Linked DNA regions of Homo sapiens: region 2 is linked to region 1. Evidence: chromatin contacts called from ENCODE Hi-C or POLR2A ChIA-PET data. All regions are on one chromosome and are shown on one strand. Each heading gives the region's core, a stretch centred on a gene start or an enhancer-like site at or near the end of the contact. The rest is flanking DNA. Distances are from core to core; before and after follow the strand shown.

Evidence for each region. A loop is a pair of places that touch in the nucleus more often than their neighbours do. ChIA-PET counts read pairs that join two places held with the same protein, here RNA polymerase II (POLR2A). Pooled maps may share reads with other maps.
Region 2: a loop to region 1 is called in a pooled map, with 4 times the contacts of the local background. The contact joins the enhancer-like site here to the promoter of RMI2 in region 1. A Hi-C loop is called at or near these places in 5 of 50 pooled maps. POLR2A ChIA-PET finds 5 or more read pairs at or near these places in 4 of 52 experiments (HCT116, activated B cell, activated T-cell and 1 more).

What each region holds. Positions count from the first base shown.
Region 1 is chr16:11,343,092-11,347,848 of GRCh38, forward strand. It overlaps RMI2 (RecQ mediated genome instability 2), which reads left to right and starts at 2,368. Exons shown (of 2, transcript NM_152308.3): 1 at 2,368-2,675. The coding sequence starts at 2,381. All of the region lies in intron 1 of LOC105371082 (a long non-coding RNA gene), which reads left to right. It overlaps LOC105371083 (a long non-coding RNA gene), which reads right to left and starts at 2,121. Exons shown (of 2, transcript NR_135174.1): 1 at 2,022-2,121. RefSeq lists silencers at 2,437-2,596, 2,617-2,696.
Region 2 is chr16:11,580,064-11,584,820 of GRCh38, forward strand. All of the region lies in intron 1 of LITAF (lipopolysaccharide induced TNF factor), which reads right to left. Among named protein-coding and RNA genes, the nearest start is that of LITAF, 4.5 kb to the right of the region's middle. Within about 2 kb of position 1,833, at least 4 of the 41 ENCODE cell types and tissues checked have a DNase peak (open chromatin) inside an H3K27ac peak, as active enhancers do.

The DNA of each region.
Region 1 (4,757 bases), core at 1,118-3,617:
AGCAAACGTCCTTCTTTATGTGGCAGCAGGAAGAAGTAGTGCCGAGCAAAGGGGGAAAAGCACCTTATAAAACCATCAGATCTTGTGAGAACTCACTCACTATCACGAGAACAGCATGGGAGTATCCGCCCCCATGATTCAATTACCTACCACGGGGTCCTTCCCACGATATGTGGGGATTATGGGAAGTACAATTCAACATGAGATTTGGGTGGGGACACAGCCAAACCATATTAGGTGTAGAGGCCAAAACCTCATAGAGGCTACTGAGAGTCTATGGGCCAGCCCTCTAGCTTCCTTAAGCCTCAGTTTCCTCACCTGTGTGGAACAGTCTTTTCAGGGTCTGTGGGGGTACATGGGATACTTCCTACAAAGTTCTTACAATAGGACCTGGCTCAATTTTATAAAAATGAAGCTCTTGGCCGGGTGCGGTGGCTGACGCCTGTAATCCCAGCACTTTGGGAGGCTGAGCGGGCAGATCACGAGGTCAGGAGTTTGAGACTAGCCTGGCCAGTATGACGAAACCCCGTCTCTACTAAAAAATACAAAAATTAGCCAGGCGGGTGGCGTGTACCTGTAGTCCCAGCTACTCAGGAGGCTGAGGCAGGAGAATCACTTGAACCTGGGAGGCGGAGGTTGCAGTGAGCTGAGATGGCACAACTGCACTCCTGCCTGGGTGACACAGCGAGACTCCGTCTCAAAAAAAAAAAAAAAAAAAAATCAAGCTCTTGCTGAATACTCTCTGAATGCCTGGTACTGCAGGAGGCCCTGGGAACTCAAAGTTTCTCTTAAGAACTGACCTTGACTTTAAGGATTGCCTGATTTAGGATCTGTGGACTTTGCTGACTGGGGACATCCAATTTTTAGGGAGAGATTCCTGGGAATTTTATTTGAAGGATGCACAAAAAGATTTAGCTTTTACGGGTGGATCACGAGGTCAGGAGATCGAGACCATCCTGGCTAACACGGTGAAACCTCGTCTCTACTAAAACAAAGTACAAAAAATTAGCTGGGCGTGGTGGCAGGCACCTGTAGTCTCAGCTACTCGGGAGGCTGAGGCAGGAGAATGGCGGGAACCTGGGAGGCGGAGCTTGTAGTGAGCCCAGATGGCGCCACTGCACTCCAGCCTGGGTGACAGAGTGAGACTCCGTCTCAAAAAAATAAATAAATAAATAAATAAAAAAGATTTATCTTTTAAGTAGGTCCACAGTGGATATATTTATAAAGTGAAAAATTGGAAATAGCCTTAATGTCCAACTGTAGGATATTGGTTTAATATGTGATAAGACAAATCGAGTATTATGCAGTCATTCAAGAGGAAGCAGATGGATATTTGCTGATACAGAAAGATGTTCATTATTAAGTGAAAACAATATACAAAACACTATTTGTATATCAGTAATAGGCCAGGCATGGTGGCTCACGCCTGTAATCCCAGCACTTTGGGAGGCCAAGGAGGCAGGATTGCGTGATCCCAGGAGTTCCAGACCACCTTGGGCAACATGGTAAGACCCTGTCTCTACAAAAAATACAAAAATTAGCTGGACGTGGTGGTGCACGCCTGTAGTCCGAGATACTTGGGAGGCTGAGGTAGGAGAATCACCTATGCCCGGGAGGTGAACGTTGTAGTGAGCCGTCACTGTGCCACTGCACTCCATCCTGGGCAACAGAGTGAGACCCTGTCTCAAAAAAAATACACACACATATTTTAAAGCCTAAAGGCTAATATACCCCAAAATTAACAGTGGGTATCTATAAGCGGCTTTTACAATTATTTTCTTGTTCTACATTTTTCCCCTATTTTTTTTACAATAAATGTGCATTTCTTGTCTGAAAAATAGCAATATATTTTATTAACCTTAAAATTATTTGATGCTATTAAAATATAACTGAAAATAATAATAAAAGAAAAGGCAAGTTTGCCAGCTCTCCCCGTCTCCCTCCCCAGCCTTATCTCCTGACTGGATTCTTGCTCACTCCCAATAAACACGGACTCTTAATTCGTTTCAGTATTTACTAACCTCAAAACAAGGCAATGTAAAGATGAATAATCATACTCTGTAGGTGATCTGCATCCACGCCAAATTTTGAGATGCGTTGAAAGAGGAAGTTCTTTACCTCTCTGCCTTCAATTATTTATTCTCGTTTAACCCATTTCCTCCGTTCATTCCTAACTTGAGGGCGTTTATTTACTTTTATCTACGCATGCGCACTCCTGGCTGCTAGAGAGGGCCTCTTCGCCCGGCGGTCCCGCCTTCTGACGTCGACCATTGGCCGGCTCTGCCAGCGCGCTCCTGATTGGTGGCTGAGGGCCGGGCCCCGCTGCTTCTCAAAGTTGGCGGGAAAGCGGAGGCGGGGCGGAAGGGTGCGGCGAGGCGGAATGGCGGCGGCTGCGGACTCGTTCTCAGGCGGCCCCGCGGGGGTGCGGCTTCCGAGGTCGCCGCCACTCAAGGTGCTGGCGGAGCAGCTGCGGCGCGACGCGGAGGGCGGCCCGGGCGCGTGGCGGCTGTCACGGGCGGCGGCGGGCCGCGGGCCGCTGGACCTGGCGGCCGTGTGGATGCAGGGCAGGGTAGTGATGGCGGACCGCGGCGAGGCTCGGCTGAGGGACCCGAGCGGGGACTTCTCGGTCCGCGGCCTGGAGCGGGTGCCGCGCGGGCGGCCCTGTCTAGTCCCAGGTAATGCCCGGGCCTTACCGGGCGCCCTCTTCCCTGCTGCCCGCCGAGAAGTTGCCGAGGCCAGATTCGATCTTGTTGTTGACACTCGAACGGGGGCGGGGCGGGTCTGGCCCTCCTCCGGGCCTCTGCCCCTGCGGGTCCCCGCTTGGGTACCCTTGCTCCGGTCCCTCCTTGGTGAAGTTGATCTGATGATAAGCATCACCTGCCGTCCCTTTTACAAATACAGATTCCTGGGACTCTCCCACCCCTAGTGGGAATCTTCTGGGGAGGGACTCCGGCACCTTCGTTTGTCACAAGCCCCCTCTCCCAGTTGATATCCTTGTTTTGGGAAATACTGTCCTGGGAAACTTCTGCTCATCCTTAACGTCTCAGCTCAAATGTGCCTTTCTCAGGGAAGTCCTCCCTAGCCCCTAGGAACGGGAGACCCTCCTGTACTTCTCCTTAATTGAACTGTCTTGGGCTGTAGCTCACTCATGTTTGCCTCCTCTCTTTTTTTTTTTTTTTTTTTTTTGAGACGGAGTCTCACTCTGTCGCCCAGGATGGGGTGCAGTGGCGCGACCTCAGCTTACTGCAGCCTCCACCTCCCGAATTCAAGCGATTCTCATGCTTCAGCCTCCCGAGTAGCTGGGATTACAGGCATGTGCCACCACACCCGGCTAATTTTTGTATTTTTTAGCAGAGACTGGGTTTTGCCATGTTGGCCAGGCTGGTCTCGAACTCCTGGCCTCAAGTGATCTGCTCATCTCGGCCTCCCAAAGTGCTGGGATTACAGACATGAGCCGCTGCGCCCTGCCTGCTTCCTCTCTTAAACCACTGATGCTCAAACTTGAGCCAGCATCAGTCTCTCCTGGAGGGCTTGGTAAAGCTGGGATGGCTGGGGCTCCACCCTCAGGGTTTGTGAGTCAGGAGGTCCAGGTGGGGCTGGAAATTTGCATTTCTAACCAGCTCCCAGGTGATGCTGATGCTGCTGGTCTGGGGACCATACTTTCGACTTTTTAAATGTTTTATTTATTTGAGATAGGGGACTCACCGTGTTGCCCAGGCTGGCCCTGAGCTCAAGCAATCCTCCTGCGTCAGCCTCCTTGGGTAGCTGGGACTACAGGCCTGTACCACCACGCCTGGTTTGGGGGCCATACTTTGAGAACCACTGGGCCAGCCCAAGCTACTGGAGGGCCAGAGCTGTGTGGTCCTGACAACTGTATCCTCAGCATCTGGCCCAGTTCCTGACACATAAGTGCTCCAAGAACCAATAGTCTTGAGTGATAGGCAATGGGCATCCATCTCACTTGTTCCCTGGGATGTCAGTTGAGCACGTGTTGTACATCAGCCCCTCATGTGCAGTGTTGGGCTGCAGCCGAGACCTAGATAGAGTCTGCTGGGAGACAGGCAGTGAGCAAGTGTCGCAGAGGATCGCTGATCTTTGGGGAGCCATGAGGATGTGCAAGGTGCTGAGTGGCCCGGGGAGGCTTCTAGAGGATGTGAGGTCTAAGCTGAGGAGCTCTGAGGCTCCATGGGCCTTCCCTCACCTCAGCTCCCTCTCCTGGGAAATCAGGCCAAGATCACTTCATTCCTAAGGGCCCTTCCTGCTCAGTCTTGGAGTCTAACTAGAGGCAGATAGGGCTGTGGTCTGGCCTGAGCTGCTGTGGACTCGGAAAGGCTTAGGTCGAATTTCTGGTTCCACCCCTTCCCAACTGAGCTGCCTGGAGCACTCTTGTTAACTTTTCTGGACTTGTACTATTTTGTAAAAAGGAGCTAATCATTCCTGCGTGTTGTGTGGATTCAATAAGTAAACAACTGCCTTAGTACTGCACCTGGCTCACAGTGAGGATGCAAAATATCAGGACTCGTTTACTGCCACATGCTCCTGTTCCGTCTTCCCACTGCCTTACCCATCAGCCTTCCCTCTGTCTGCCTGCCCTCAGCCGCAGCGTTGGTCTAGGACAGGGTCAGCAAACTACAGGCCTCCTCTTTTCATGTGTCCTGCGAACTAAAAATGCTTTTAAAATTTTTATGTATTACTATTATTATTTTTGAGACAGAATCTCGCTCTGTCTCTCAGGCTGGAGTACAGTGACGCAGTCA
Region 2 (4,757 bases), core at 583-3,082, 240 kb after region 1:
GGAAATGCTCATTGGAGCATTCTGGATTTTGGATTTTTGGATTAGAGATGCTGAACCAGTAAGTAGAATGCAGTATTTCAAAATCTGAAAAAAAGATCCAAAATCTGAAACACTTCCGGTCCCAAGCATTTCAGAGAAGAGATACTTGATCTGTGTAAAGGAAAGTGACTATCATAGGACCCTCATCAACCAGTGAAGTTTTTTTTTTTTTTGAGACGGAGTCTCATTCTGTGGCCCAGGCTGGCGTACAGTGGTGTGATCTCAGCTCACTGTAACCTCTGCCTCCCAGGTTCAAGTGATTCTCCTGCCTCAGCCTCCTGAGTAGCTGGGATTACAGATGCCCACCACCACACCCGGCTAATTTTTGTATTTTTAGTAGAGACGGGGTTTCACCATGTTGGCCAGGCTGTTCTTGAACTCCTGACCTCATGATCCACCCACCTTGGCCTCCCAAAGTGCTGGTATTACAGGCGTGAGCCACCGTGCCTGGCTGGAAGATCTTAACTTAGGAGAGGAGACTGAAGGTCGACACCTGGTCACAAGCCATCACCTGCTCTTCTGAGGCTACTCTGAGACAACTTTCATCATTCAAGAGGCTTTTTATCTGCATTAACAAGGCAACCTTTGTTCACCATACATTTCCTCCCCTTACCCTTCTATAACCTATCACCACCTGCCTCCAGGAGCCCCAGGCCCCTATTCCTTTTTCTTTTTTATTTTGAGACAGGGTCTTGTCTGTCACTCAGGCGGGAGTGCGGTGGCACTATCTCGGCTCACTGCAGCCTCGACCTCCCAGGCTCAAGCGATCCTCTTGCCTCAGCCTCCAGAGTGGCTGGGATCACAGGCATGAGCCACCATGCCAGACTAATTTTTGTATTTTCTGTAGAGACAGGGCTTTGCCATGTTGCCCAGGCTGGTCTTGATCTCCTGGGCTCAAGCGATCCTCCTGCCTTGTCCTCCCAGAGTGCTGGGATTACAGGCATGAGCCACCACGCCCAGCCGCTTATTCCTTTTTCGTAGCTCAGGCACACTACATAAACTTCAATTATCTGACCTTGCTTTGAGTTTCACTTTCTGTGGGACTCCCACATTTATGCATGGAATAAATTTGTATGTATTTTCATCCGTTAATCTATCATCAGTTTATTTCATAGGCTCAATTATGGTACCTTCAGAAGGCAGAAAGAAAGTCTTCTCTCTCCCCTACATAGGCCAAGAGTAAGAAAAACTATAAGGTGAAATGGAATAGGCAGGTCTTACCCCAAAGCACTCAAGTTCAATTTAAAAAAACAAAATTTGAGTGCTTTGGGGTGAGGCTCATGCCTGTAATGGCAATACTTTGAGAGGCCAAGATGGATGGATCACTTCACTCCAAGAGTTTGAGACCAGCCTGGGTAACATGGCGAAACCCTGTCTCTACAACAAAAAACCACTAAAATTAGTGTGGTGGCTGAGGTGGAAGGATGGCTTGAGCTCGAGAGGGAGGTTGAGGCTGCATGGAGCTGTGATCACGCCACTGTACTCCAGCCTGGCCAACAGAACAAGGCCCTATCTCAAAAAATATATAAGTAAATAAAGTATATTTTGGTTAAATGCCAAAGACTAAGTGGGGGGTAAAGGAGAGTTTCTGACACTTCTAACTGATGAGGTGAAAAATAAAAAATAAAATAAAATAAAAAGATACCTAGAATTTCAGCAAAAGAACAGGTTTTAAAGGAATCTCCCAAACTCTGCCCAGCTGAATGCATATTTACACCTGACCACAAGTCCGCACTCCCCTCGAAAGGTATTTCACAGCTTCCACAAAGGAAGGACGACAAAATTGAGCTCACAGAAGTAGAGAAAAGAACTGTGGTTACTGGAGGTTACAAAGGGGAGGGGAAGAGAGGCTAGAGAGAGGTTGGTTGATAGGTACAAAGTTACAGTTCAATGGGAGGAATAAGTTCTACTGTTCTGTAGAACTGTAGGGTGAATATGGTTAACAATTATTCAGTGTATATTTTCAAATAGCTAGAAGAGAGAATTCTGAATGCTCACAACACAAAGAAATGATAAGTGTTTGAGGTGATGAACATGCCAATTACTCTTTGATCAATTACACACTGGAGACATATAAGAAAATATCACTCTTTATCCCATAAATGTGTATGATTATTATGTGTCAACTAAAAATAAAAGAGAAAATGGTCAATGGCTTTTTAAAGGGTTTGAAAACAAGAGCAAGATATAGTGAAATATCTATTTCACTCACAACGGAAAAAAAAAAAAAAAAAAAGAACTCCCCACAAAGCTTTAGCCACATGTGGGTGGTAAACTCTTCTAAAAATATATCCTCAAGCTGTGTATAGAACTGTTTTCTACATTTGGGTATCAGATCAACACATAAAAGGGCAAGGCCTTCAGAAAGATAAAGCGGCTTTTTAACTACCAACTTAATCCTCGAAGATCGATTCTTCCAGGAAGAAAAAGGAGAAATATTCAATTCTACTCTGGTCTCCATCTCCCAGCCCCCAGAAAAGAAACACTAAGCTAGGCCCATGAATATGTATATCGCAGAAATGACCCCAGAATAAAAAAAGGGATTCCTTAGGCAAAAGAAGGGCACTCACATGCAAATTGTCAGGTCCCCTAAGAAAATAGCCTAGTTTGTAAACAAGAAAGAGAACCAGCTGCGAGGGTCAAAAAGGTCTGGTCTTTTAGGGTCTCTGGAGAAAAACGTTATTTCCAATAATGGGAGCACAGTGGATCCTGACTATAATCAACTTTCAGGAACTATCCAAATTGTACACTTATTAAATTGAATATTGCTTAAAATTCTTAAACTAAGGAGGGTCACCTGGCAGGTTTTAAGCTACAATAATTCTGCAATACGGTTTTTGTTGTCATGGAATTTAACCTGTCTATCATTCCTGAAAATGTTCAAGGTGAATGGTGCGTCTTAAGCCATAAATGGTTAAGCAGGAAGGTAGACAAAAGGGGAAACCCGGACCTCCAGCTCTTTGGGAAAGGAAGCGAGAAATTGGCCTTTGGTTATTTGATCCCAAACAAATTCCAGTTTCAGTAGACCTCAGTAAAAGTACAGAAGCTCAGAGTGAAATATTTCAGAGAAATGTGTGCCAATTCCATCTTCTGAGTTCAGGCTGTTTCTGCAGGGCGGTATGTCCCACAAGTCAAAGATAAAGTTACCACAATCTTAAAGCCAGGTTCAAGCATGGCGTAATGACAAATCACAGTGATTTGTGGAATGGAAAATGCTTCCATCGGGGAGTTGGGCTGCTCCCCCACAATCAGAGTGGGCAGTTTTCCTCTGGACTCCTGGTGAAACCACATCCCTAGTTTCCACGTGAATCACAGTTTTTCATCAAACAGTGCAAGGAGATCATTAATAAGACTGAGACTGCATTAGGATACAAAATTGTATGAACGCTGATGACAATTTCATAGAAAACAGGCACAAAGACAAAAGACAGAAGCCGCCCGATAAGGACAGCCAGTGGTAGTTGTTTCGTTCTATAAGATTATGCCTTTCTTCTTTATCTTCCACACTTTAATATTTTTTAATAAAAAATTTCAAACTATCAGTGCATCATCTAGGAATAACCTCATGGATTCAAGTTTAAGGCAAGACATCATTAAGCTCTTAAACTTACCTGAGGCACACTGTCAATTAAATCTAAGGCTCCATGAGCTAAATAGCTTAAATTCTCCAACATTATTTTCTCTGAAGCCTCCAGCTTTGGATCCTGGTATATAAACTCCTACCTACTGCGAGGTGAGCAGAGAATTACCATCACATAGACACCCTCCAGAATGGTTCCTTTCTTGTGTCCATGCCTTAAGCTCTATGAAATTACACAATTCTTCTACTGAAATAACCTGCAGCCAAGGGACAACTTCATTAGCTACAAAGCTGTTGTCACCTGTGTCCAGAGTGTCAATCAATACAGGCTCAAACAACAAGATGAAATTATGAGGACCCTGGAAAATGCCACTTGACCTCAAATAACAATTCTTAGGCAAGTAAACATCAATCAAATTCAGAACAGACCATGGGTGGCCAAACAGACCCGGGAGACGTCAAAAATATGTGTGCTAAAGAAACACAGAACTAAGGAAGTCTATTTACCTGATAGACCGCCTCACCCACGGGGCTATTTTCACTGCTGTAAAAGCGAAAACAAATAGAGGACAAGTCACAGTGCCAAGAATACAGGACTTCCTCTTGCAGATCCTCTTTTTTCCACCCTCACTGTAGCTCTGGGGAAATTCCTATTCAGTGGGAGAAGTTTAAGTCACAAAACGGCACCAGCCCATTCTCAAAGTGCTATTATACACCTCTGAGCAGTGAGGATGGGTAATGTCAGCAAAATATGCACTGTTTATTTTCTTGAAAATTAACTTGGGCTGGAAACGCCTTCCAGCTCCTTCCTCTCAGTGGATTTTCCATTTACTGTCTTCAACCACCTGGGCTTGTCTGTACCTCTTCCACAGCTCTACTGAGACCCTCCTGTTTGTCTGAACTATGTCCTCATGTTCCTTCTGCCACATGTGCTCAGGCCTCAGTTTTTCCATGAAACTTTCTCTAACTTAGCTGCCTCCTTTCCACTGTTCTCAAGCCCTTTCTGGAGTTACAAGGGCATTAGCAAGCACCAGCTTTTTCGCCGGTGTGTGTTTCTACTTTCTACCCATTGCGTAAACCCCTCAGGACCAGGAGCCATTCTTCTGCATCCTTTACACGGCAAGGGTAGCGCTTTATT